Regions from separate parts of the Homo sapiens genome. Here regions 1 and 2 are each linked to region 3. The links are chromatin loops, found by intact Hi-C in ENCODE. Cell type or tissue: heart right ventricle. All regions are shown on one strand.

The links. Peaks named below come from ENCODE experiments on the same cell type or tissue, not always from the same donor. Only the 100,000 strongest peaks of a DNase experiment are listed, where the experiment ranks them.
Region 1: a loop joins it to region 3, with 5 times the contacts of the local background. A loop is called at or near these places in 8 of 110 quality-filtered maps.
Region 2: a loop joins it to region 3, with 5 times the contacts of the local background. A loop is called at or near these places in 12 of 110 quality-filtered maps.

The regions. Positions count from the first base shown.
Region 1 is chr17:34,633,815-34,641,814 of GRCh38, reverse strand. It overlaps TMEM132E (transmembrane protein 132E), which reads right to left. Exons shown (of 9, transcript NM_001304438.2): 7 at 6,728-7,016; 8 at 5,617-5,808; 9 at 2,497-4,638. The coding sequence ends at 3,583. Among named protein-coding and RNA genes, the nearest start is that of TMEM132E, 58 kb to the right of the region's middle. In heart right ventricle, CTCF peaks have their summits at 3,179 and 3,379 (motif pointing right); a DNase peak (open chromatin) is centred at 3,394; H3K4me3 peaks cover 799 bases; H3K27me3 peaks cover 7,034 bases.
Region 2 is chr17:34,515,288-34,523,287 of GRCh38, reverse strand. No RefSeq gene overlaps it. Among named protein-coding and RNA genes, the nearest start is that of TMEM132E-DT, 60 kb to the left of the region's middle. In heart right ventricle, a CTCF peak has its summit at 3,790 (motif pointing right); no DNase peak of the experiment used is centred here; H3K27me3 peaks cover 3,761 bases.
Region 3 is chr17:34,439,950-34,447,949 of GRCh38, reverse strand. No RefSeq gene overlaps it. Among named protein-coding and RNA genes, the nearest start is that of CCL1, 81 kb to the right of the region's middle. RefSeq lists enhancers at 2,579-3,079, 3,483-3,982. In heart right ventricle, a CTCF peak has its summit at 3,890 (motif pointing left); no DNase peak of the experiment used is centred here; H3K27ac peaks cover 343 bases; H3K27me3 peaks cover 622 bases.

The DNA of each region.
Region 1 (8,000 bases), 190 kb before region 3:
GGGTCAGGAGTTGGCGTTTCTTGCAATTGCTTCTGAGTTCTCGCATTTGGACAGGGGGTGAGGGATGAGGAGAGAGGGACACAAATTACAGGACAGGGCAGCAGGCATGGCTCTGGCTCTGTTCCGAGTTTGTTGTGTGCCTTTGGGCCAATTGCTCCTCCTCTCTAGGTCCTCGTCTCCCTGTTTGTGAAACCCTGGGTGCCTGCAAAAAGCATTCCACTTTTCTCCTTGGGGTGGCCTGGTCTCCGAAGCTTATCTGGGAAAGAGATCTCTGCAGCCAAGCAGCTCATGTCTCCTCCTCATCGTCCCTGTGTGGGATGTATAGTTGCCGAATTCTGCAGCCGAATACCAGTTTGCTCCCAGCTCTCTGTACCTACTGCTCTGGCTCAGGGCCTCATGCTTTCTGCTGCAGCATCCTCTTAACCGATCCTCTTTCCCCTCCATCATTCCTTCCTTCACAAGAGCTAAACCTCATGTCTGAGCCTGATTCCCATCCTTGCTGGACCGATCACCCTCTCTGGTCTCTGCGCCTTTGCATGTGTGTTTTCTGTGCTTCCCCTCTCACCAGGGACTCATGTTCCAGGCATAGGGAAAGCAAGTGCAAAGTCAGGCAGCAAAACACAGGGTGTGGAGTCTGTAACTTCTGTCCTCCTTACCGGACTGTCCCTGGCCTTGTCCTCAGCAAACTCAGCTTCAGTTGTCTTCTCCTCTCCTCCTTTGTGCCCTGTCAACCCAGGGTAAAGGTCTGTCATCATCCCAGATGACAGTGGGCAGATGACTTGTCCATCTTCCTTACGGGGCTGGGGGCTCCTTGAGGACGGATCCACAGTTTTGCTTCCCAGACTCCCCATCAGGGTCCAGGGTGTAGCAGGAGCTTAATGCACTGAAGAAACAAATGCTCCATGTTCCAAGTTTCACAGCAGCAACCCACCCCACCTGGCACACTTCCCCAACGTAAGGTATTCTTCCTCAACTCACATCCCTGCCCTCCTCATCTCTCTCTTATAAGAACTCCAAGGGGATGAGGTGATGAACCTCAAGTAAGGTGGTAGAGTGTGCAAAATCCCCCAATATGGGATAATGTGAAAGCCATTTAGAGTTTGCATTTGGACTTAATTTGGTAGGCAATCATTTGTTGAGCACTTGCTGATTCCAGGCACCAGGTTAAGCACAAGCGGGTTAAAAAATGACTGAGACCCCCATACCCTTCCAGGAGTATGTAGTCAGGGCAGTGTTTGAATGGCAGATATCTGTTGTTCTGGGAGCTCAAGGAGACCCCCCCCCCGCCCCCGCGCCAAGCTCCCCTGTGGTTCTGCTTTGGGCTCAGCTTTCTGGTAGCTCCTTACTTGCTGCTGAGTTGCACCTGTTCTTTGTTGCTAAACGTATCTTGGGCACAGCTGGTCAGTCTCTAGTCTTCCTTTCAGACCTATGCCTTGCCTGAAAATTAAGACCTGGTTGTGCCAAAGTCCATTCATTGATATCCTCTACGCGCAGCTGTCTGTACTAGGCATGCTGTCTGCGGGAGCTGTGCAGAGTGCTTTCCATACATGATCCTATTTAATCCTCACAACCACCCTAGGCTGCACCATCAGCTGAGCAGATGATTGTGGGAGGCCAGGCTTCCTTCCAGAGTGGGGAACAGCATGTCTGGGCAGGTGCCAGTGTAGCCCCAGTTCTGCTGCTGGCTGCTTCTGGGACACATGCTGGTTAGTGTTCCTTTCCTTTCCAAAAGTGGCTGCCAGAGCCACCTGTCTATGGGCACTGGAGGCTGGCCAGGTAGCCTTGGCTGAGCTCCTGCCCCTCTCAGGCCTGAGCTCCTGTGCCCCCTAGGCTGCTGCCTGTGCTGGGGTGTGGGCTCCCAGGGCCTCATGACAGGCTGTGTGCACACTCACAGGTCAAGTGTGGCATAAGATGCAGCTAGTCCGCGGCCCACTGGTGGGGAGGGGCACCCCAACATGCCTGTGCTCTCTCCTGCCTGGTTTCTAACATGTAGATCCCCAGGCTTTCTCCATCAGCCGCAAGGGGGAGAGAAGGGAGGATTCCCTGAGAGGTGGTTACAGGGAGGGCCACCTCTGAGAGGTGGGCAGTGAAGGAAGCTGAAGTAACTCAGGTAGGCACACCAACCCTCTCACCTCTCTCCTTAGTTTTCTGTGCCCCCCAGAAGACCTTTCTCTGCAGTCCCGAGGCCTGCCCTTCCCTCCCCTGAGCCAATCAGAACAGAGCCTTAGAGGAAGCACCTCTTTATAAGGGCACATTTGTGGGTCAGCGGATTCTTCATCCCTTGACCTGGGCATCCCAAAGTACCAGAGGGTCTTAAAGGACCTGCATGTTGGGGGAGGAAGAGCGGGACCACAGCCTGGTCTAGCCGAGTTTTGGTCTCATGTCATGTAGTGTGCCCACAGTGTGTGAGTGTGTGTGTGTGCATGTGTGCACTTGCTTGTGTATGTGTGTATGTTTGCCCATGCACATAAGGAAGAGACAGAGCCAGCCACCATGTACTCTCTGTTCATGGGAGCTGCTGCCCCCACCTCCAGTCTGACCGCTTCCATTTATTTAAGAAAAATCCGACACAGTGGTGGGTAGAACCCGAGAGAAAAATGGCTGTGGGATGGGGTAGGGGCGACACTGGCTCCCTTCTGCATTTGCCCACCCTGAAGTCCCTCACAGCATTCCCTGGTGCCCTCTACTCCCCTCCCGGGTTCCGTCTTGTGGGGCATAGGTGGCTGCCTGCCCTGTGCTGCAGAGGGAAGTCGCAGTCAGCAGGGTGACGGGTGGCTAAGGCGTAGTAGTGTTGACCTTGCTGTGGGGGACGGGGAAGGCAAGGAGGTCCCCAGGCCTCTGGCTCTGGGGTGTGATTTGGCTAGAGATGGATCCAGGACTCTTTCCCCTTTAGGTCCCTGCCCAAAGCCCTTGGGGCAGAGGTGGGAGTCCTGAGAACTCAGGAAGGTGCCTGGCTTGGCACCAGACCTCTCTGTAGAGTCAGCTCCCAGGTCCTGGGAGGCACCCGAATGCCAGCAGATGCTACAACTGTCCCCCTAACCCCCAGATATTTCGTCCACAGCAAGATCCTTGGCAGGGCAGGCAGCTGCCACCTCCCCACCCTGCAGGACAGAAATCCCTGAATATTAGTTTGAGGAAAGTCTTTGTGCAGCCTGTGACACAAGACCCCCACAGAACCCCCTGCACAGGGGGACGACACGGGGGACGGGAGGCGGGCCCGGGACACAGCGTGGGCCCACCTGACCCCAAGCTGGACCTCCTTGCCTCACTCTTGGGGCAGGGGGTTGCTTAAGATGGGAGGAGGTTTGGAAAGGGCAGAACAGAGGCTGGGGTTGCTTTCCTCCTTACGAGCCACTGGAGGAAGAGCCCTCCACCTGCAGGGGGCAGAAGAGGGTAATGGCGTGAGGCGAGGGAAGGCCCAGACACTGAGGCGGCCCGCTCCGCACGGAGCCAAGCTGCAGGGGCAGGGAGTACAAAATCAATTCAGCCGCCCAGAGTCAGTGTGAACCGGGGTCCCGGCTGTGTCCTACCCCGAGCTGACCCCGTTGGGGGGGGGGGTCCCTGCTACTCCGGCTGGCGCCTCTATGCAATCTCTTTGATTCTGCGCATGTAATTGTGCAGGTCCGGGGGTGCAGTGGGCCGCGTGGGGCCCGCCACATCCGGGCAGCCCCAACCCAGGTCCTCTTCCTCCTCCTCGTCCTCTTCGCCCGCGGGCACCGAGTCATAGGCCAGCTCCTCTGACGGCAGCGTGGTGAAGGTGGTGAACTTGACCCGCTTGCGCTTGGAGGTGGGCGAGCTGGCGGGGTCCTCGGCTTGGTCTCGGGCTGAGCCGCCCGAGGAGCCGTCGCCCCTGCCGTGCACCTGGCTCTGGACGCTGGTCTGCGAGCTGCCGCTGCTGTGGTGGTCGCCGTGGCAGAAGGCGGGCACGGTTTCCAGCGGGTTGCCTGCTGGCGGCGACAGCTCTCCTTGCACCCGCAGCGGCTGCCCGTTGCCCAGGAACACCCAGTGGTGAGAGTGGTCCATGCTGGTCTGGCCCTCGGGCGGGATGCGCTTGTGCCGGTAGCGCAGCACAAAAACGATGCAGTTGATGAGGAAGACGAGGATGGCGAGGCAGAAGACGCCCAGCAGCGCGTACATGCCGATCTCCAGGTCTGTCAGACCCCGTGGCACCTGCAGGAAGCCGGTGGGCAGCGGCAGGAAGTCTTCTGTGGGTGGCACGACGGGGCTGGCGGTGCCCGGGCCTGGAGCCTCCGGTGCGGGTAGCGCAGAGCCCGGCGGGCCAGCTCCCCGGGCCTCGTCCTCGCCCCCGCCGGGCCCTGGTTGGCTGGGGCCCGGGTAGTCATAAGTGGGGTCCTCCTCGTCCCTCCCAAAGTGCACCCGCAGGCCCACAGGGGTCGTGGCGAGCACACTCTTGCGTTTGGTTTTCTGGCAGCTCTCAGCGATGGTTAGCTCTGCGCGAAGCAGCTCCCCTGACCCCTCGGCCTCAGCCACTACCAGAGGGAAGGCCCGGTCCTGGGTCACAGTGGCCACATGCTCATCCAGGCTGCTCACTAGCAGTCCATAGTCTCGTGGGCTGTAGAGGGAGAGTGGGGCTGTGGTGCCATCACTGTAGGAGAGCCAGAGGCTCAGTAGGGCTTCCTGGAGGAGAAGGAGAAGGAGGGGATAGGAGTCAAAGAGCTGGTTCAGCTGGCTTCCTGCTAGATCCTGGGCTCTGTAGGGGCAGGGACCACGGGTCTCTGGCTCCCTGCTGTATTCTCAGCACTGGAACTGTGCCTGTGACCTGTGGCGGGCATTCAGGAACTACTGTTCAAGTGAGAGTCCTCCTCACAGGGTGTGGGGAGGGTAAATCCCAGACCATGGCATCCAGGCCTCATACTGCTCTGAGGATGCCCTTGTCCACTTCACCCTTCTCCCCTGGATAACCTAAAGGTAAGTTTTGCCTTGGGTCTAATTCAAGTCCCTTCTGCTGCTGGAATAGCTCCATATCTCCATGCCTAACCTTGGGCTTACCCCCATCAGACAACAGGCTGTTGAGAATACACACCCCCTCCCCACTTCTGCCTGTTGGCTAAAACCTTCTGAGGATTGCCCTCCCTCCAGATGAGGAAGCAGGGTTCAGAGAGAAGTGATTGCCTTGGGGTGATGGAGTGAGTTAGGGACAGAGGACCCGTGTCCTAACTCCGGGCTCAGCACTTGATGCTCACCTCCTCACTCCCCAGGACTCTCACCTGTCACCTCCTCACTCCCCAGGACTCTCATCTGTCACCTTTCCACTTTCATCCTGTGGCTATGCCTGTGGTGTATACTTGGGGCTCCAGAGTTGAGTGAGGGTACTTCCTGGGGGTGATGTGGAGGTGACAGCCCTCTGTGAATCCAGGAGGGAGACCCTCAGAGGGAACATCTCAGGTGGCAAGAGCAGCAAGCAAGACCTTGCTCTGACCTCCCATGTAGATGTTGTGGCCATAGGGTGGGCAGTTGTGCAGGGCATGGAGGGCAGAGATCCTCCATTTCCTAAAGCCCTAATATGGGGACTCTTGGTGCTAGGGCAAAGCAGAGCCCCCAAGTTCTCCTTCCATACCACCAACTCCCTGGCTGGTGGGCCAAGGAGCCAGTTACCTGCTTGAGGAAGCTCAAGGTCTGTTGGGCAGCTGTGGTGGCTAGGATGGTGTGGCTGCTCCCAGGGCTGGGCCGCAGGGAGAGGGCCAGGCTGGCCACCACCTGGGCCTGAAGCTGTGTGATGCTGACCTTCTCCTCAGTCACCGTCAGCAGCGTCTCCCCGAGCACAGCCTCCGTCAGCGGAGACACCACCTGAGGCAGAGCGGGACCGGGGTGGGAGAGAACCAGGAAAGCACACCCCCCTGCCCAAGACCCCCAGCTAGGGAGAAATCCCAGCACTGCTGGAAGAGGGGCCTGAAGGGTGAGGCAGGCTGGGAGGCAGGACTTCGCAGCTCTGCCTCAGGTCTGCAACCAGGAACCAGTGTCCAGAGGTCATGAGAGGGTCGGGGGCTCACAGGAGCCAGGCGGGAACACAAATGAGAGAGGTGGGCCAATTCTAAGGAAAACAACAACCCCCGCATGGTGACTAGTAGCAATTGATGTGCAACCTCAATGTCAGGGAGACAAAAGGGAGTGGCGACAACTTAGAAAATGAGGGAACTCATTCTCGTGTATAGGAGGCACCAATACTGGCTTTAGCTGATTGTTACCAGATTCATTTTTTGTGAAACCAGAAATCTCTATATATTTTTTAAATGAGAAATCTCCCAATTTAAAACACATTGGATCAATTGTTTTACAAAGAAGATATGTCTGCAGGCAGATTCTAGCCCACAGATCACAACAGTTTCTTAGGTAGATGATTTCTATCCAGACACCCAATTGTCAGGGTAGAAACAAGTCAGGAAAGGTCAAAGTTGAGTTCCTAGATCACCAAATGCACCTTCCTGGACTCTAGGCTGGCTGACTCTCACCTGCTCCCCCTCTGCTCTCAGGGAGGGGTCTGCTTGAGTCACCCACACTGAGGATTGATAAAGGTTGATACAACTTGGAGTGAGAACTTTTACCAAGATGAAGCTAAAAGAGCCTGACCTTGGAATTTCAGACAAGGGGCAGGCAGGGAAGAGTGTTCTGGGGGCCAGTTGGGGTTAGGAAAATCTGAGTTCTGCACCCACAGGTAAATAAGGCTCCCGACACTGCCCCTTTGTGCTGGGACAGAGCCCATACCTACCTTAAAGGGGGTGGTGCCTGGCTCCAGTCCTGCCAGCGTGCTGCTGTCCACCATGTGTGCCACTCGGGGATCGCCCACCCGCATGAAGTCACTGACTAGGTCGGTGACCTCCACCAGCCAGTCCGGGCCTAACATGGTGACCACCTGGTCAGTGCCCTCGGATGATGTCGTGTGGAACTGGGTGAAGACCTGCAGGGTGGCATGCTGGTACTGCAGGGTGCAGCCACGGCTTGCACTCTGCCGCCGCTCCTCCTCCTCCTCATCCTCATCCTCGCTTTCCCGGACTGACCTGGGGTGGGGACATGCCATGCTGAAGGCTTCTCACCTGGACTCTGACCTGCACAGTACACACCCCGCACCCTTGCCCTGTTGGGTCCTCCCAGCTTCCCAGAAGCTCTGCAAAAGCAAGCTTCCTCTATGGCTCATGCCTTCCATCTCTAAGTTGGGAACCAGGAGTCCCAGCCTTTTCTCTCCTAGAAAAGTACATTCTTGACCCTACCTCCTGTCCCTCTCTGCCTCTTCTTGGCTTAAGCCAAGCCTAGGAATAGCTGGCGTCAAATCCTAACAGCAACTGCTGCCTCTTCTTCAGTACTAAGTTTGTGCCTGGCACTGTTCTAAGCTCTAACCTGGAGCAAATGTGATCCTTCTTACAGAATGCCAGAAATCTTAGCTGAATTGTGTCCTGCAGTTGTGTGGAAACTAAGCAGGACCTGTAGGTGATGAACTCGGACATTTAACTGAGGAGATTTCCAAGCAAGGTGTGGAAATCGTGGCCTGGTTTCCTCTTGCTGCTTTTAGTCAAATGTGAGAGGAGAGAGACACATAAATAAACTGTTAAGCAAAAGGGAACCTGGACTTGATGATTTGGGAAATTCTCAGCCTGTGCACGTTGCAAAAAATGCTAAAATTGAGAGGTTTACTGCCAGGAAGGTGTGCTTTGGTGAGAAAGCCAAGTGTTTTTCTCTGTAGCTAGTGCTTTGTTAGTGTACTGGAGGATCAAGCAACCAGAATATTCATTCACACAGAGCATTCTTTTACCTGGGTTCATTAATTTATTCCTCACAAAAATCCTATGAGGCAGGTGTTATTGTGCCCATTTTACAGATACGGAGATGGAGGCACAGAGTGGTTATGTAAGTAGCCCAAGTTTACACAGCTAGTAAATAGCAGAGGCAGGACTTAAACCAGGCTGTCTGGCTTCAGAGTCCGCTACATCCTTGCTACTCAAAGCAGTATCGCTATCACCCAGGAGCTGGTGAGAAATGCAGAATCA
Region 2 (8,000 bases), 75 kb before region 3:
CAAATATTTATAACTATTATGGGGCCTCATTCCTTACCTAGGGCTTCCACTCCTGCCCTCTTCAAATTACTCTCTACAAAGCAGCTCCAGGAGGCTGCATCAGATTTAAATCAGAGCATGTCCCTGGCTCAAAACCCTCCAATGTGTTTCCATTGTAAGTGAAATCCACAGCCCTTTTGCAGCCTATGGTCTACAAGGCCCTGCATTATGTGCCTCTGCCTTCCTCACTAACCCCATTTCCTAGACACCCACCTCCCACATTTCAGTGACACTGGTTTCCATTCTGCCTGAACAAGCTAAGCTCCTTTCTGCTTCAAGACTTAGTATTGCTATTCTCTCTGCCAGGAACACACTCCCTTCATCTCCTTGCTTGGTCATTCTTTATCACTGAGACCATAGCTCGAATGCCACTTATTCAGATTTTCCCTGAACTCCTAGCTTATGTAGTATCCTCACCCCAGCCACCCTCTCTTCCAACACTCCTCCAATTTTCTGCATAGTTATTATCAGAAATAATCTAGTTTCTCTACCTGTTTACCTTGACACTGCTGGTCTCCTTCACTGGAATGCAAGCTTGCTCAGGGAAGGATCTTGCTATTCATTGCTAGATATAACATTCAGAACAAGATTCTGACCCATAAATATTTGTGGAATGAATAAATGCATGCATGGAGACCCATTGTACAGATGGGAACATCTAGGCACAAGTAGCTTGCTGGCTGAGGAGTCTGTGGCTCTAGGCCTCCAGCCCCGCCCACCTCTTCTTCCTTGCTTTGGCTCCCATCCTTCCTTTCCCACCCACCCCTCCCTCTTGTGTGGTGCCAGAGTACTCCTTTCTCTCCTCAGCAGCCTGGGCTGGGAAGGGTCGGCTGAGCTGGTGAACACAGGCGAGCAGCTGCAGAAGCATCGCAGGAAGTGAGAGAGATCCTGGTCCTGGGGGAGCGTTAAACTCCTGACTTCAGGGGGAGGTGAGAAACAGGCAGTTGTCTCCGCCTGCTTGGAGCAGGAGGAAGGCTCTTCTCCTGGTGTTATTGATGGATCAGATGCAGAACTGCAGATTATGCTTCCTGCACGGGCTTCCGTGCCCACCTCGTGCAGAGCACCCAGGCCCCAGGAGGAAAGATGCTCACCAAGGAGTGGTTGGCCTGCTCGCTTGCTCACTCCCACCCCAGGATTTATGGTGCTGCCCTTGAGCAGGAGTCTCTGATGGAGATATACCGGCCTGCTTTTCTGCCGGAAGTGGGCCCTTCCGATGAATCTGAGCGGTGACTGTAGCAGCCACCATGCAGGAGGCAGGAGATCTACGGCCCTCTCTCCTGGCCCTCTACCCTCCTGCCCATCCGGCCCACAACCACTTAGCCTGGAAAGAAAGGCCCTGACCCTCTTGGTCCCTGTGCAATAATAACCCTTGGCAGCTGAAGGACGGCACTACCTAGCTCCCTCCTGCTGAGCTCCTGAGAGGACAGCTGGCTGCCAATCAGTGGTGTAAGTGGCTGCACATTACCAAGCATCAGCTGCTCTTGTGGTGCTGTCCACTCCCAACAGCAAATCCTATGATGGACCAAATGTGGAACCCCAGAACTTGTGCCTAGATTTTCCCATCTGTGCAATGGGTCTCCATGCATTTATTCATTCAACAAATAGATACGTGTCAGGTCTTGTTCTGAGTATGGTATCTGGCAATGAACAGACAAGGTCCTGCCCTGAGCAAGCAGGCGGGGCTGGGGTGGGGGGACTCACATGTACTGATGGCCCCTTCCAAGTGCCAGGCATGCGCCACATGCTGCCTGTTCACCTCTGTCAGTCCCCTCGGCAGCTTTGAGAAGTGAGCGCTGTTGGCTCTCGTTTACAGACACAGAAACTGAGGCTCGGGAGGGGAAGGAGGGGCTTTGCTTGAGTGCCATGAGCATGCGTCGCTAGTTAATTTTTCTGTCAACCCTAAGAGGTAGGGCCTACACATTGTTACTGCCTCTTAGAGATTAGGGGCTTGAACCTCCATGTGGGGACAGAAAGGATGGGGAAGAAAGGATGGGAGCAGCTATTTGTAGAGCCTTTTGTACCAGACACCGTTAAGTTCTTTATGTGTGTTTTATCATTGTCACAGTGAGTCTAGAAGGTAGGTGGGTACTTATATTCTCATTTGATTAATGAAAACTAGGGCTCAGAGGGGTTTGGTAACAGCGGGGGCTGGGGAGAGTTATCCTCTTTCTGCATCTCACAACCAGGCCAGCTGGGATGCTTCTTCAGGACCACACTGTTCAACATCTGCTGGCAGGAGGGGAGTGGTGGCCTTCATTTTTAAAGACCAGGAACGCTGCACCCCTTTCCCTACCTCTCATTGTTGCCTCCTGCCGCACTACCTCCAGCCTTCCTCAGGCCAGGGGGACGAGGAGGTGATGTCTTCTGGCCTAAGCGGGCAGGAATGTCTTGGCGGCCTCCCTGTGATTTCCCTCTGCTCAGTCAGAGTCTGTCACACTGTCTCCTCCCCTCCTACCAGACTGTGCCAGCCCTGGGAGACTTATGGAAAGACACTTTGATCACAGGAGCCCAGGGGAGCTGTAGCAAGTGGGAAAGTAAGATAGCGAGAACATGCAGGTGAGAGTTTTCTATCCAAAGCCGGATCAGAGATTCCTGTTCCCTGCGGTTATGCGGGGACTTGCCACTGTCAGGCAGCAGTGACCAATACAGATACAGACAGCAGGGGCATGACCAACACAGATACAGACAGCAGGGGCAATGTGTAAGCCTGTCATTAGCAGAGGTCATTAGGCCACTGGGGAGGCCTTCTATGGCTTGGCTGTCACTGCTCTGCCATAGTCATCACTTTTTTTGGGGAGAACCAAACCTCGCCTTTACTCCTTGTCACCCCATCGGCTCACTGGAATCACAACATCAGAGCCAGAAGAGCCCCTAGAGATCATCTTCTTCACCCCTTTGGTAATGGACAGGGAAACCGAGGCCAGGGGTGAGTTATTTGCCCAAGTCACGTGGTTTCCCAGTGGCAATGCTGAGATTAGGATTTGGAGCCCTGGTTTTCTGGGCAGGATTCTTTCCATGACAGGAGAGGAAGTCTGGGGTAGTAGTTAAGTACACAAGCTTTGGGAGCAGAAAGATCTAGGCTCACATGCAGGCCCAGCCCCTGGCTTGCTGCTGTATGACCTGGGAGGGTCTCAACCTCTCTCTTTCATCACTGGATGCACATGGATCAGGACCGTTGTGCGACCTAAATGAGAGGTGTACCTAGGAAGAATTGGGTAATGTTTACTGCTATCACCACTGTCATTGCTGTTGGGGCTTCATGCTCCAGGCAAAGCAGACAAGGAGCCACTGCATGAGTGTGGGGGGAGGTGGGTGCAGAGTGCACAGGGCAGGCAGCCTCCTCCCAGAGAGTCTGGGTCCGTTTCAAGGGCCTGGACTTCTTAAGGGTGCTAAACTCCCAGGAGGGTCAGATACCTGACATAGAGGCTCTTATTTATTCCTCCCAACAGCTCTGTGAATTGAGTGGAACTATCCCTATTTTACAGATGAAATTTACAAAACCAAGGTCCAGAAAGTTTCAGCAACTTACCGCATTTCCCAGTTGGTGAGAGGTAGGGCAGTATCGCAACCCTGGGACTCCTTAGTTTTTTCTGCTCCACCAGTGGCACCTGAGACCAGCCTCGCTGTGCTTGCAGGGCATGAGATGGGCGGCTGACTCAGCTTAGAACCTTCAGAGATGCTGAACCCCACCCTGTCCTGGCCTGGATGGGGGCCCCCATCTCTCTGGGCTGTCTCCTGGGCTAAGCTGTGTCCAGCTTCACCCAACAGAGGGCGCTAAGGCCCTGGTTCTCTGGCCAAGTCCTGGACCACCAGGTTCTGCCTGGTTTCCATGGAGACAGGTGGGGTTGAGTCGCCCCAAGATGGTGCTAAGGTGAGAACGCGCTCTCTTTTCTTCCTCTGCTGCTGCCTGTGCTGTTGATATTCTTGACTTAGGTCAGCTTGGGAGTTTTGGCTTGGGAATAACACAAAATAAAACAGGATGGAGTTTCATAGTAAATTACTTTAATTTTTATGGTGCTGTGTGCCCTGTTTCCTGACAAAGTAACTCTATATTTAATAGTTTACAAGTAGAATTTTTCTCTTTGGGTGTTTTGGTTCTCCATGCCCCCACGCTGTCACTTTATCCCTGCATGCCCTCCTCCTTCTAGCCTCCATTCGAATGATTACAGCCCCAGAGAAGAAGCTCAGAAACCATGGAATCCACCTCAAATGTTACAGCAAGGAGCCTGGGAGCCCAGAGGGGTGGTGCCTGGGCCCAGGTCACACTGGGGGTTGGTGGCTGACTCTCAGAGGCAGGATTTGATTCCAGGATCCATCTGGGATCCAGAGGCCCCACGGCTGCTGGCAGGATATGCAAATGGGTAGCAGGCTCAGCCCAAGTTTGGGGGTGCCTAGTCTCTAAGAGTGAGCAGAGGCCTAAGGGCCTGTTCTCAGAGCTGACCATCAGGTCTGTGATGTCCTCAACTCACTTTCCCTAGTGCCAAGGCAGAGTTGGGGAGCCCACCCTTCTACCCCACTCCACCTTTATTCAGATTATCCTTCTGGGACCCCCTGTCCTGCCACCTTTGTTCTCAAAGTTCACATTTATTGGGAGGGAGGTCCCTTTGAGGTCACCTTTGAGGTTCTTGGTAAACTTATCTCTATTAAAAGGCTGGGGTTGTGGGATTGGATCCCCTAGTAAGGTACTAGCACACTTAAAAACTGCTAGGCTGGGTGGAAGGGAGGAGAGGCCTCCAGCAGCCTCAGAGTCCCCAGGGATATCCTGGGCCCCGTATTCACCTGGCTGCACCCCTCCATTCCTGCAACTCCAGGGAGCTAGCGCTACTTGCGAGTCATTAGATGAGGTGTTTGAAATGCGCATTCCTCCAGGTGTGCCAGCACCAGCAGCATCACCTGGGAGTTGGTTAGAAATGCACACATTTGGGCCCTACTCCAGACCTACTGAATCAATGTCTGCTGGACAACGATATCCAAGGGTGATTGCTTGCATGTTGGTATTTAAGAAGGGCTATTTGAAACCGCACCTTGAATCTTCATCCATCCCCATTTAACAGATGCAGACACTGAAGCCAGGGCAGTTAAATGGGCAACCCCAGGTCATGGCGTTAATAAGTCACAGGGCTTGGGTTCAGATTCCACCCTTTCTGATGCCAGAGGACTTTGGAGGATGGGAGGTTTTCAACAGAACAAGATGGGGGAGAAGCGCCTTTGGGAAAAAGGGACAGCTTGAGCATGGAAACATGAGACAGTGAGGCTGAGGGAAAGTGTTGTGATGGGGGTGAATTTAGGAAGTGGATTGGTTACCTGGAAAGGGGCCTTGGCTCTCCTCTGGTAGGTAATGGAGAGCTATTATCTGGGAACAAGAGAGTTCATTGAGCCTGTAGGTCCTGCCTTGCAGGTGAAGTTGGGGCTGAGATACATCCTTGGGACATTTTCTTAAGGGCCCTGGCTACAACTCCATTCTGGCCTCATACCTGAATTATCTAGCTCTGTGAGAGTGAAGCAGAGGAGTAAGTGGGCAGGCCTCTGGGGGCTTGGACTGCAAGGAGCCAGGTGGGGACCATGGGAGGAGCTCTGGATGGGCAGGCAGGTTCATGAGCCCTGAGTCACCTCTTCTCCAGTGGAAACACCTGCAATGCCCTTATCTAGATCTTGAGGGCTTGGTTACCAGTTCCTGTGCCACACTGAGCCGCCTCTGTGGATGTGCTTCCATGTGTCACTACTCTGCCCAAAGCATGGGGCTCAGGATGGACCCCCACCATAGATCCTGCCTGATTAGAGAGACCAGGCTATCTGCCTTCTTCCTGGGTCTGGGCACTCTACATCTAGTAATGTAACCTAACTCTAGCATTTTTAGCAATGGATTCATTGTAGGGAGTATTGGCATCAAGTACAGTGGAAGGAGCCGTGGGCTCAAAAGCAGGAGACTCAGGTTCTACCTATTTCCTCCATTCTTGTCCCACAAGTCAGCTCAGACATAGGACCACTTTTCCCATTCCTCACTCTCTTCCAGTCACCTCATTGCCACCCTCCACCTCAATCAGCATCCTCACAAATGATGGCACTTCCTAAATCAAATTCTTTCAGAGCCAGAAGCTCATGTCCTCTTTAGGGAAACCCAGTGGTGAGATAGGTCAGATTTGCTGTCCCCATTTTACAGATGGGAAGATGGCAGCCAATGAAGGTTAAGGAAGTGACTTACCCTAAAACCACACAGCAAACAAGGGCTTAGGCCAGAAACCCGGGCTCTTGACTTTGAATCTACAGCTTTAAAATCTTGAGGATTTTTAATAGTTTGTCTTGGGATACCTCCTAGAATGTGAAACCCTGGGCTCAGGACTTGAGTCTGTGTGCCTGGTGCTGAGCCCTGGGGCTGGCACCTGGCAGGTATTCAGGAGTTGTGAAACTGCTTGTGTCTTATGTCCCCTGCCCTGGGCCTAGCACAGTAGGAGGCCCTGATGAGGATGTATTCAGTGGATGTCCAAGTGCTGACCAGAGCAGCTTCATGCCTGTCCCAGTCACCTCTGACACCTCACATGCCCCTTCTTATTCCCTGTCTTTGGGAAGCCTCTTTTCTACTCTCTTTCTTTTCCCTGTTTCTAGTATTCTGCTATTTTCTTGCTGTGCTGAATACCCCTCCTTCCAGACGTGACTTTCCTCCAAGATTCCTCCTTCTGACCCAGGGCATAAGGCATACATGGGTGGGTACCCAAAGTGATGGTAGGTCTCATGGGATGGGGCCACTTTGAGCTGCTTTCGGGCCCTACTTCTATTTGTGGCCAGTCTGTTTCTCAATGTGGGGACAGCCTGGAATGGAAGGAGCCCTGGCTGGCAGCCTCTGCTCCTTTCACACTGGGTGACCTTGCACAGTAGTCAAGATATGTGTTCTGGAATAAGCCTTTCCAGGCTTGAATTCTGTTTTTGCTTCCTGTTAGCTGCATGATCTGGGACAAGTTACTTCACTTCTCTGAACCTTAGTTTCCTCATCTTTTAAACAGGGGAATAATAGTACCTGCTCCATAGGATTTTAGAGGCTTAAAGAAGTTAAGACCCCAAAGTACTTAGAAATAGCTTAACATACGTTGACTATTACAATAATTTGGGCCTCAGTTTCCCCGCCTGTACAATGAAGGGGTTATGCTTGCTGCTCTCTAAGGTTCCTCTGCCTCTGACATTCCAGAATTTAAGCTCTGGGCAGTCATGAGCTCTGCTTAGTTCTCTCCTTTTGTGGAATTCTCAGTGCAGGGTCATGTGCAAGATTAGTAAATAAATGAATAAAGGAATAAAGAGTGCCTTTCATTTGCGCAGTGTTGACTAATTTTCAAAGTGCTTTCTCATCCATTAATTATCTCAATCGAGTCTCATGCAGGCCTGCGACGTAAGCAGCCCAGGGATTATTACTGTCATTTCAGATGAAGAACAAGAGCTTCCGAGAGGCAAAGTGACTTGCCCAAGGTCATACAGTTATTTGATGTCGGATGAGAAGAGGTGGCAAAGAGAAGCTGAAAGAGAAAGGAAGGCTGGAAAAGGTGGGGGTGAGCCTGGGCAGTCTGGGTAACAGAAAAAGTGGAATTTGGCTGTATTTGCCAAAGCCAACTTTAGAGTTTTGGGGTGTTTCTTCCTGCTTTAGGGTTTCTTGAGTATTTGACTTCTTGGGAGTTTTCCTCCTTCTACTGTGACTAGGTCAGTGGCTGGGGCTCAGTCTAGCCTTTGGATAGAAATTAGCAACATCTTTGGCAGCATTTGTAGAGATGTGGTGCTCAGAGCAAAGGAGGTGATAACCCACTCTGTGCAGGACACCAGGGTTCAGTCCTAGGCACTGCACTTTGAGATGGCCTTTGACACACTAGAGGTGGGTGATGGAGAGTCTGAACTTTGAGCCATCTGGAACAAAGTTGAAGGAGCTGGACATAGAGACGAAAAGACTGGAGAGTTTCTGCACTGTTTTGACGTATTAAAAG
Region 3 (8,000 bases):
ACCCAGAGAAGGTAAGTGGCCATGCCTGAGTATCACAGCAAGAATGAACAGAGCCAAGATTCCTCCCTGTCATCTCTCCACAATTTCTTTCCTTAAGTCTTGTTACCAAGCGCTTCCTTAGACTGAATCAAAGTCTCCTCTGAGGCCAATCGTTCTGCAGTCATTGGCCCTCACCCCTTTCCCTGTCTATTCCCTTTCCCTGGGGCAACCTTGCCACAGTGGAAGGGGGTGGCCTCCCTAGGCCACCAGCTGAGGGAAGCAGTTGGAAAGGCTGGCATGGAAGCAGTGGCTCGAGAGTGCCAGGCCAGAAACCAGCAGAAATGGGCTCGAGGCCAGTGTCTGTCACTTATGAGTCCTGTGAACTTGCACCTGTCACCTGTCTTCCTAGGGCCACACCAGCAAAGCAGGAAGTGCAAACTCCTGAGCCACTGGCCCCATCCAGAAAATGGGGCTGACAACTCTCAAAGTACTATCAGGTGAGATGACATACAATAAAGGACTGTGCAGACCTCAAAGGGCTGTGCATAAGGATCATAAAGCTTGGAGGAGAGGCTTGGTCCAGACATTCACCTCATCTCTTCCTGGGCTTTAGCCTGAGCTTGCTTCCCCTAATCTCTCCATTTCTATAAAAACAGCTGCTCTTTTTGGCCTTCCCCATGGGATACTAACCAGAGCAGACCAACCACAGCATGGGAAGCCTCACTAACATGCTCCATGGTAGTTTATTTGGATTCAAGAGCTATGAAATGAGACATAATGATGGATCAGCTTGAACAAGGACAGGGAGATAAGGGTCTCTTCTGTATCCTGTTTTCCTGGGAATTTGGAGGCAAGGGGCCGGGGCTTCTGTCTGGCTGGAATGGTAGGGATCCTGACCTCTTGCTCCTTTGTGAAGTAGAGGAGCCCCTCAAGAGCATCCATCCCATCTGCTCAGGAAAAGCTGAGCACCCTAAGACAGGAGAATGTGGGAAGTCCCATAGGATCTCTTCCTTAGGGAAAGGCCAGGGAGGGGAATGGGAGTGGGAGAGAGAGACAGAGGTTGGCAGAGTAGGACAGGTCCCCTTGTCCTGGGCCTAGAGTGGGGTAGCCATGTTCAGGAAACCCTGCCACCTGAGGCCCAAGTCAGGACAAGATTCTCAGGGCAGGAATACTCAAAGTGGGGAAGGGAGAGAAGCTGACCCTCTGGCTCTCTTGATTCTCACCCTTCCCAAATCACAGCCAATGTCCTTGGCACACCAGCCTCCCCTGGGGTGAAACCCCTTGGGTCCCAGGGGGAGCAGACACCGTTTGGCCTGCACATCTTAGGATAATTTTTTTTAATTTAAAATTATTCCTTTCCTTTTTAATGTCCAGGACACCAAAGTAGCAGGTTGAGTTCTGCTTTAAGAGGAAATTTTCTGCATAATCTGGGCCCTAAGACTCTTCTTGGAAAGCCAGAAAGGCTCAGTAATGGGAGCCAAACAGGGGAAGGGGAGGGATGTGTGGTCCACATAGAATTTACACTTTTCTTTGATATTTTCCCCAATTTTTGGAAGCTCAGATGCACCAAATTTGAGTAATTATCATCTTTGTTACACTCTCCTCATTGGGCCATGTTTGGTCCTATTTTTCTTTCATTCATCCATTTGCACATGATAACAATGCAATAAGTGCCCCCAACTCACCTCCTAACATAAAAGGAGAGTCCTTGACAATGATTGACACTTAATTGTGTGGCTTCCTCCTGCCTGTCCCATCTCCCTGCCTTTCCCCACCCAAGGTAACCATCATTCTGAATCCTGCCTTTTCTTAGCTTTCTTTTGAATGCACATATTTTATTGTATCTAAATATTTTCCAGTTGCCTTGAATTTTTGCTAATCCCCAGCCACTGCCCCTTTTGGGGCACTTGTCGTTACAGAATGCAGGAAATGAGATATGGGTCGCTCCATTATTTTTAGCTGCAATGAAACTTGTTACTGAAAGCACCTTGGGCTCCAGTGTTCTCTGAAGGGGAGGGCCCAGAATGGGAGGGAAATTCCTCATCTGAAGAGGCCAGCTAGCATCCAGAGAAGCCACTATTTAGGAAGTAGTGGGAAGGTTGTGCTTTGCTGGGCAGTGTTTAGAAGGTGGGCTCATTGAGTACGCCCCTCCTTCAAACCCTCACTTAATCTAGCCTTATCTGCAGCCTGGAGCCTCGCAAAACTAGCATATCCTCCCTAGATTGCTCAACCCTGGCAGAGCTGTTCCCCAGAAACCCTGGGTCTGGGAGGCCCAAATTTCTTCTCAGTATTCCCAGCCAATTTCTGCCCTCTTGAGGGTGCAGAGAAGGTGCTTATCAGGGGATTGGGGCTGCTGCCTAAGCTGTGATTACTGGGATAGAAGGGTGGCCCTGATGGTGTGTCCTGGGCCAGCGTGGCACAGACTTCCACTCCTGCTGCCTCGCTGCCAGCGTGCCAGCCCCAGGACCTCCATGGTGCTCATCTTGGATCTCCCCTTTGTGGCTTCTCAGACCAAGAACCAATTTTATCCATGAGTGAGCCTATATAATCATTTTCCGGTCTTGTCCACTGCTTGGGGAGGCTCCAGTGGGGGTGGGGACGGAAGCTGCTTGGACTGCAGAGGGTGGAGGGACAGGTCTGGCCTCAGTGGCGGGACAGCTGCCACTTCCTGCTGGAGGTGTCCAATCCTCTCCTGGCTGGCCGGCTCATGTCCCGCATGTTTTCCACGAGGAAACGGAGGCATTCATCAGCCCGAGTGAGGTCACTTTCAAGCCACTGTCAGAATCTCCTTCCCGATTACATTTTTGCCCTTAATGGATTTGGGGTGGAGCCCTGGTGAGGAGCACCTTCCCTGTGCACCCCCTCTCTCCCAGGATGAGTGTTGGGGCAGGGGAGAGGCACTCTGCCCAGAGCTTGGGATGCTACAGTGGGCCCAGAAATCTGAAGACCCTCTGAGCTCTCTAAAGCAGTCCCAACCAATCCAAATGCCATTATTTGTTATCAATTACAATCAGAGTCCCTGGAGACAGCCCCACCCTACACTTATTGATGGGGAAACTAAGACCCAGAAAGGGACAGTCACTCAGTTAAGCTTTCCCCAAACTGGTCTTCTGGCAGGACACACCTAGCTGTCACCCCTGCCTCCTCTCTTACCAGCTGCTGTCACTCGCTTTGGGCCCTGCAGCCTTGTACACATTTCCTCTGTGGGGGATAAGTCTTCCTAGACAAATCTGTTATCCTGGAGGGCCCCACGTCGCACAGGATAAGCACAGGGGTTGGCACTGATGGGTTGGGGTTCAATGCCTACCTCTGCCTCTTATTTACTATGTGACCTGGAGTGCATGATCCAACCTCTCCAAGTCTGTCTCTTTATCTAGAGAAAAACAAAGGTGCTGATAATAAAGTCTATCTTTCAGGCATGTTGTGAAGCTTGAATGAGATGTGACAACAGACCAACACAGTGTGTGGCACATGCTAAACAGTCAAGAAATCCTAGTGGTCAAGATTGTCACTGAGCCGGGGTGGGCTCCTATTCATCCTTCACAACCCTGCCAAGGCATTGCCTCCTCAGTGAAGCCTTCCCTGATGACCCCACACACAGACCTGAAGACTCTTGGGACCCTCACTGCTGCAGCTTCATTTTGGGCATGAATCACTTTCTGTTACCATTAATTTACATGTTTATTGTCTCTGCTGGAATGTGACCTTCGAAGGGAAGAGATATCTGTGTCATTCTCTGTTGGTGGGGCCAGAGCTGAGCAGAGGTGTCTCAGTGGTAGGCATCGAGTGGGGTCACTTTGGCTTGTTCATATCCCACCTCCCCAAGCCGGGGCTCCTCTCTTGTCCTTCTCTAAGTCCAATAAGCAGGCCCATTCTTCAGGGACTCTGTCTGCATTTGGTGGCCTTGGCTGCCCTCTCCTGACCACAGAGGGCAGAACTGCACCTGGGGTGAGGGTGAGGTTGGGGCTGGGGCAGAGAGGCAGGGAATTTGGGGGCATTAGCAGGAGGGCATTGGCCGAGCGAGGGTTCTACGTTCCTCTGTGTCTTGGGTCTCAGACCCTCTGAGCCCACAGGGGTAACCAGCAGAAGACTGTGTCGTAGGGGTGGGGAGGAGGCTCTGGAAGGGCTTATCCTCCTGTGAAAAGCCAGCCTTGCATGGCTCACAGGGGACCAACTCTAAAGATGATGCCAGCCCAGCTCACCCCGAAGCCGACCTCCCTAGCAGGCAGCCTCTGAGAATGACCCCTGGGACACACGGTATCACACACAGGTACCAGGGCTGGCTCACCAGCTCACTGCCTCACGATTATCTCCTGCCTTCCTTAGGGAGTGTGACAGATTGAAAGAAGATGGTTCCAGCTAAGAGAGTCCTATAATTATCAACTGCGGATTATTTTAATTAAAATGCTTTGCATCCTCAGTTCTTAATTTCTAAAATGATTATAAATGTTATTATTAAAGAAAAATCCTTGAAGTGAGATCCATAAATCTCCGCCTGTGCTGAGATGACAGGGCGAGCTGGTGCAGCAGAGGAGACCCAGCCTGGGACTGTGACTCCAGGGAAAGGGAGGGAGGAAGAGAGGAGAAGGGAGGGGAGAGAGGTTGGGAGAAAGAAAATGGAGGAAGGGTGAACTTAGGGGGTTCCACGTGCACCCCTCCCACTCCACCTTCTAGCATTTGGGACTGAGAAATCAGAGCAGATCTGGGTTTGGAACTTGCCTCTGCTGTTTGCTGTGTGAGTTTGGGCGTGTCAAGAAACCTCTCTGAGCTTGGAGTGTCTCATCTTTAAAATGAAAATAATTGCTAATTGCTGTCTGGTAGAACTATTTTGAGGCATGTCAATAACATGCATAAAGCACTTGTCATAGAGTAGCTACACTGTAGCAATTGTGATTAGCTCCACCCCCACGCTCAGGAGGGTTCTTGCCAGTCCTCTGTTGCTTTATAGCTCCATCCTTTGGCTGTCACAGGCTCATGACAGGTGTCTATCCCTCCCACTCCAGAGTGCTGAGGAGGGGATCGCAGAGGCATGATTGCTGCCAGCCCCAGTCTGGCACCAAGGGTGGCACCCTTAGGTTCCAGCAGCCTCCCGTCACAGTGGGTAGGGCCGGAGGAGAAGAGGCCAGCACTGTCACTTGAAACACAAGGAATTGCAGGCCCAGATAGGAAACTGTCTAGCCCAAGGTCATCCAGCAAATTGCTGGCAGGTCGTTTTACCCATTTTAGCAGATGGCTAAAGCCTGCCTCTTGTATTTATTTTAAGCCTATCTTTTTAATGACTGAGAACCAGGAGATGACGCCAATGGTGACATTGATGAGGCAGAGAAGGAAAGGGGTTGTCAGCATGGAGGTGGAGTAACCCAGCGCTGGCCTGGGGGTCAGGACACCTGGACTCTGCCCTGAGCTCTCTCCAGTCCTGGCTGCTCTGTGACCTTGGGCTGATCCCTTCTCTTCCCGGACCTTTGTTCCCTCCTCAGTGAAATGGGGATGGTAATCACTGCCCCGCTGACCTCTCAGGCTGGTGTTGAGGATTGTCTGAGATGATGGATCTGAAAGTGCTTTGTAAGCAGGAAAGCGTGAAGCAAATGTAGGAGATTATTAACATTAATATTAATGAACTCGCTCATGGTTGGCTACTGGCCACAGAAAAGAGAATGTTGGGAGTCTGGGGAAGATGAACTTTTCCAAGCCTCTGTAGGGTTTGCAGAGGAGTCGGGGATGACAATTCTCTGCATGATCATTTCTTAAACTCCTGTAGATACAAGTACTTGAGGAAAAATCTCTTGAGATTTTCAGCCAGGGAAACTGGTAATGGGTGCAGAGTGTACTAGGAGCAGGTATAGGAGGGGCCTCTCTCCCCCTGGCAGGGGCAGTGACAGAGAACACTCACTTTCTTATCTAAAGACTGATCTCTGGGCTCAGGAGGCATCTAGGATTGAGGGCTGAGCTGCCTTCTTGGACCCCACTGAAGGTAGTGGGGTTTCCTTCTCTATTCACATCCCCTCTACTTTCCTTAGAAGACTAACTCATGCTTCCTTGGGAAAATTGCCGGGTGGAAGAGATGAGGACAAAGGCCGGCTCTCGTTCCCTCTCCCTCCTCCTCCTCTCCCCATACACCCGCAAGTGATTGAGCCTTGCTTCTATAGCTGTAGCTGTGCATAGAGTTCATTTGCATCCTGGGTCATCCATCCATCCATCTGTCCATCTGTCCATCCATCCATCCATCCATCCATCCATCCATCCCTCCATCCATCTGTCCATCCAGTCATCCATCCAACCATATGTTCAGTAAGGCTTTGTTAAAGTCTAAGATATGCCAGGACCTGGACCCATAGGTGAATGAGACCCTGTCCCTGTGGTTAGGGCTCAAAGGCTGCTGCAGGATCCAGATGACGGACCTGCAAACAGGCCACTATACTACCTGCCAAGATTTGGTGCTATGGGAACATACTGGAGCCTGGGGATGAGGGGAGAGTTGTAGGAGAGATTTCCTGGGGGAAGTTGTGTCTAAGCTGAACCTCAAGGGAGGATGTGCATGCTCATGCCCTCATTACTTAGCTCACATGGAAAATTCCAGTTTCTTGTCTCATAGAAGAAGGAGGCGTAGATCCGTGAGGCTTGGAGGAACTCTGCTTGTGGAGAGAGTCCCAAGGAGATGCAGTACCTGATGATATAAAGCCTTCCACAGCTTCTGCCCGTAGAGCTTGGGAGTCAGAATCCCAAGAGGGACTTTGAACACCAGCTCTGCCTCAAACAGACTGTGCCCTCAGGCCTCCTCCCTAAAGATGGGAGCAGATCGCAAGGATCTAAGAGCTGCTTGTGAACAGCACTCCAGAAAGGGTAAAACATATTGTCATTCCTTATCATTGTGCTGTTCAGCTGCTGGAGGTGTTTTGGTATACCCAGCAGGACTGAGGCTTGGAGAGCTCTGCTGGAGTTTCTTTCAATATTTGTTTAATTTGTACCAATCATGAGGTTTAAGAATGTGAAGATCTACAAGATGTCTTTGCATTATATGTGCAGTGTGTGTGTGTGTGTGTTTGTGTGTGTGTGAGAGAGAGAGAGAAGAGAGAGAGAGAGAGAATGAGGCCTGAATGCTCACTTAGGACTGCAAGGAGCTCTGTGTGTGTGAAGTCCCCAGTGCACATATGCAGACTGGTGTGCACATACCCACACACTTCCTTCTGTCCCACAGCATCACCACACCCTTGACAATTCATGTTACCCCATCCCCTGACTGCCCTGGAGTAGCCCCAACTCACACTCACTTTGTTTCCAGGTATCTATCTCATTGGCACCTCAGAGCTAACATCCTGTTCCATGTAGTACAAACTTAAATGCAGACTTAGCAAATTACCCATCTATGCAAATGGCCCTATTCTAAGTAGACTTTGATGAGTGCTAGAATAAGGAGCCCAAATTCTGCACAGTGTGAGGGAGAGAATATTCTGGGGGGATTCTGGAGGGAGAGAGCATTTTAGCTGATTGCTGAAGGATGTTGGGTTTTTGCATGAGCAAAAATAAAGAGGCAGGATCGGGTATGGTGAGCGTTGGGAATGGCAGTGCTGAGAGCGGGTAGAGGGGGTTGTGCGGTGAGGGCTGTTGACGGTTGGTTGGGTGCCAGCTGGTGCCAGGTGCTGTGATGGTCATTCCATAAGGCCAGCAGCACCCAGAGAGTGGCTGGCTTTGGCTGCCAAGTGGAGCCATTGTGATGGGGAGTGTGCCTGAGCCTGGTGCCGAGGCCAGGGGAAAGCAGACCTGGGCCTCAGGGTGGTGGATCTGCAGTCGTGTGCTCAGTGGGCCTGGGGGCAGCTCAGAGGCTGGGGGCAGTGAAGCCTATTAGGAGGGGGCTGGGTCAGCTCAGGAGAAAGGCAGTGGGGAGGGCCGTGGGGACAGAATAAAAAGAGAAAGGGAGCATGGTGCGGTGGCTCACGCCTGTAATCCCAGCACTTTGGGAGGCCGAGGTGGGCGGATCACAAGCTCAGGAGATCGAGACCATCCTGGCTAACATGGTGAAACCC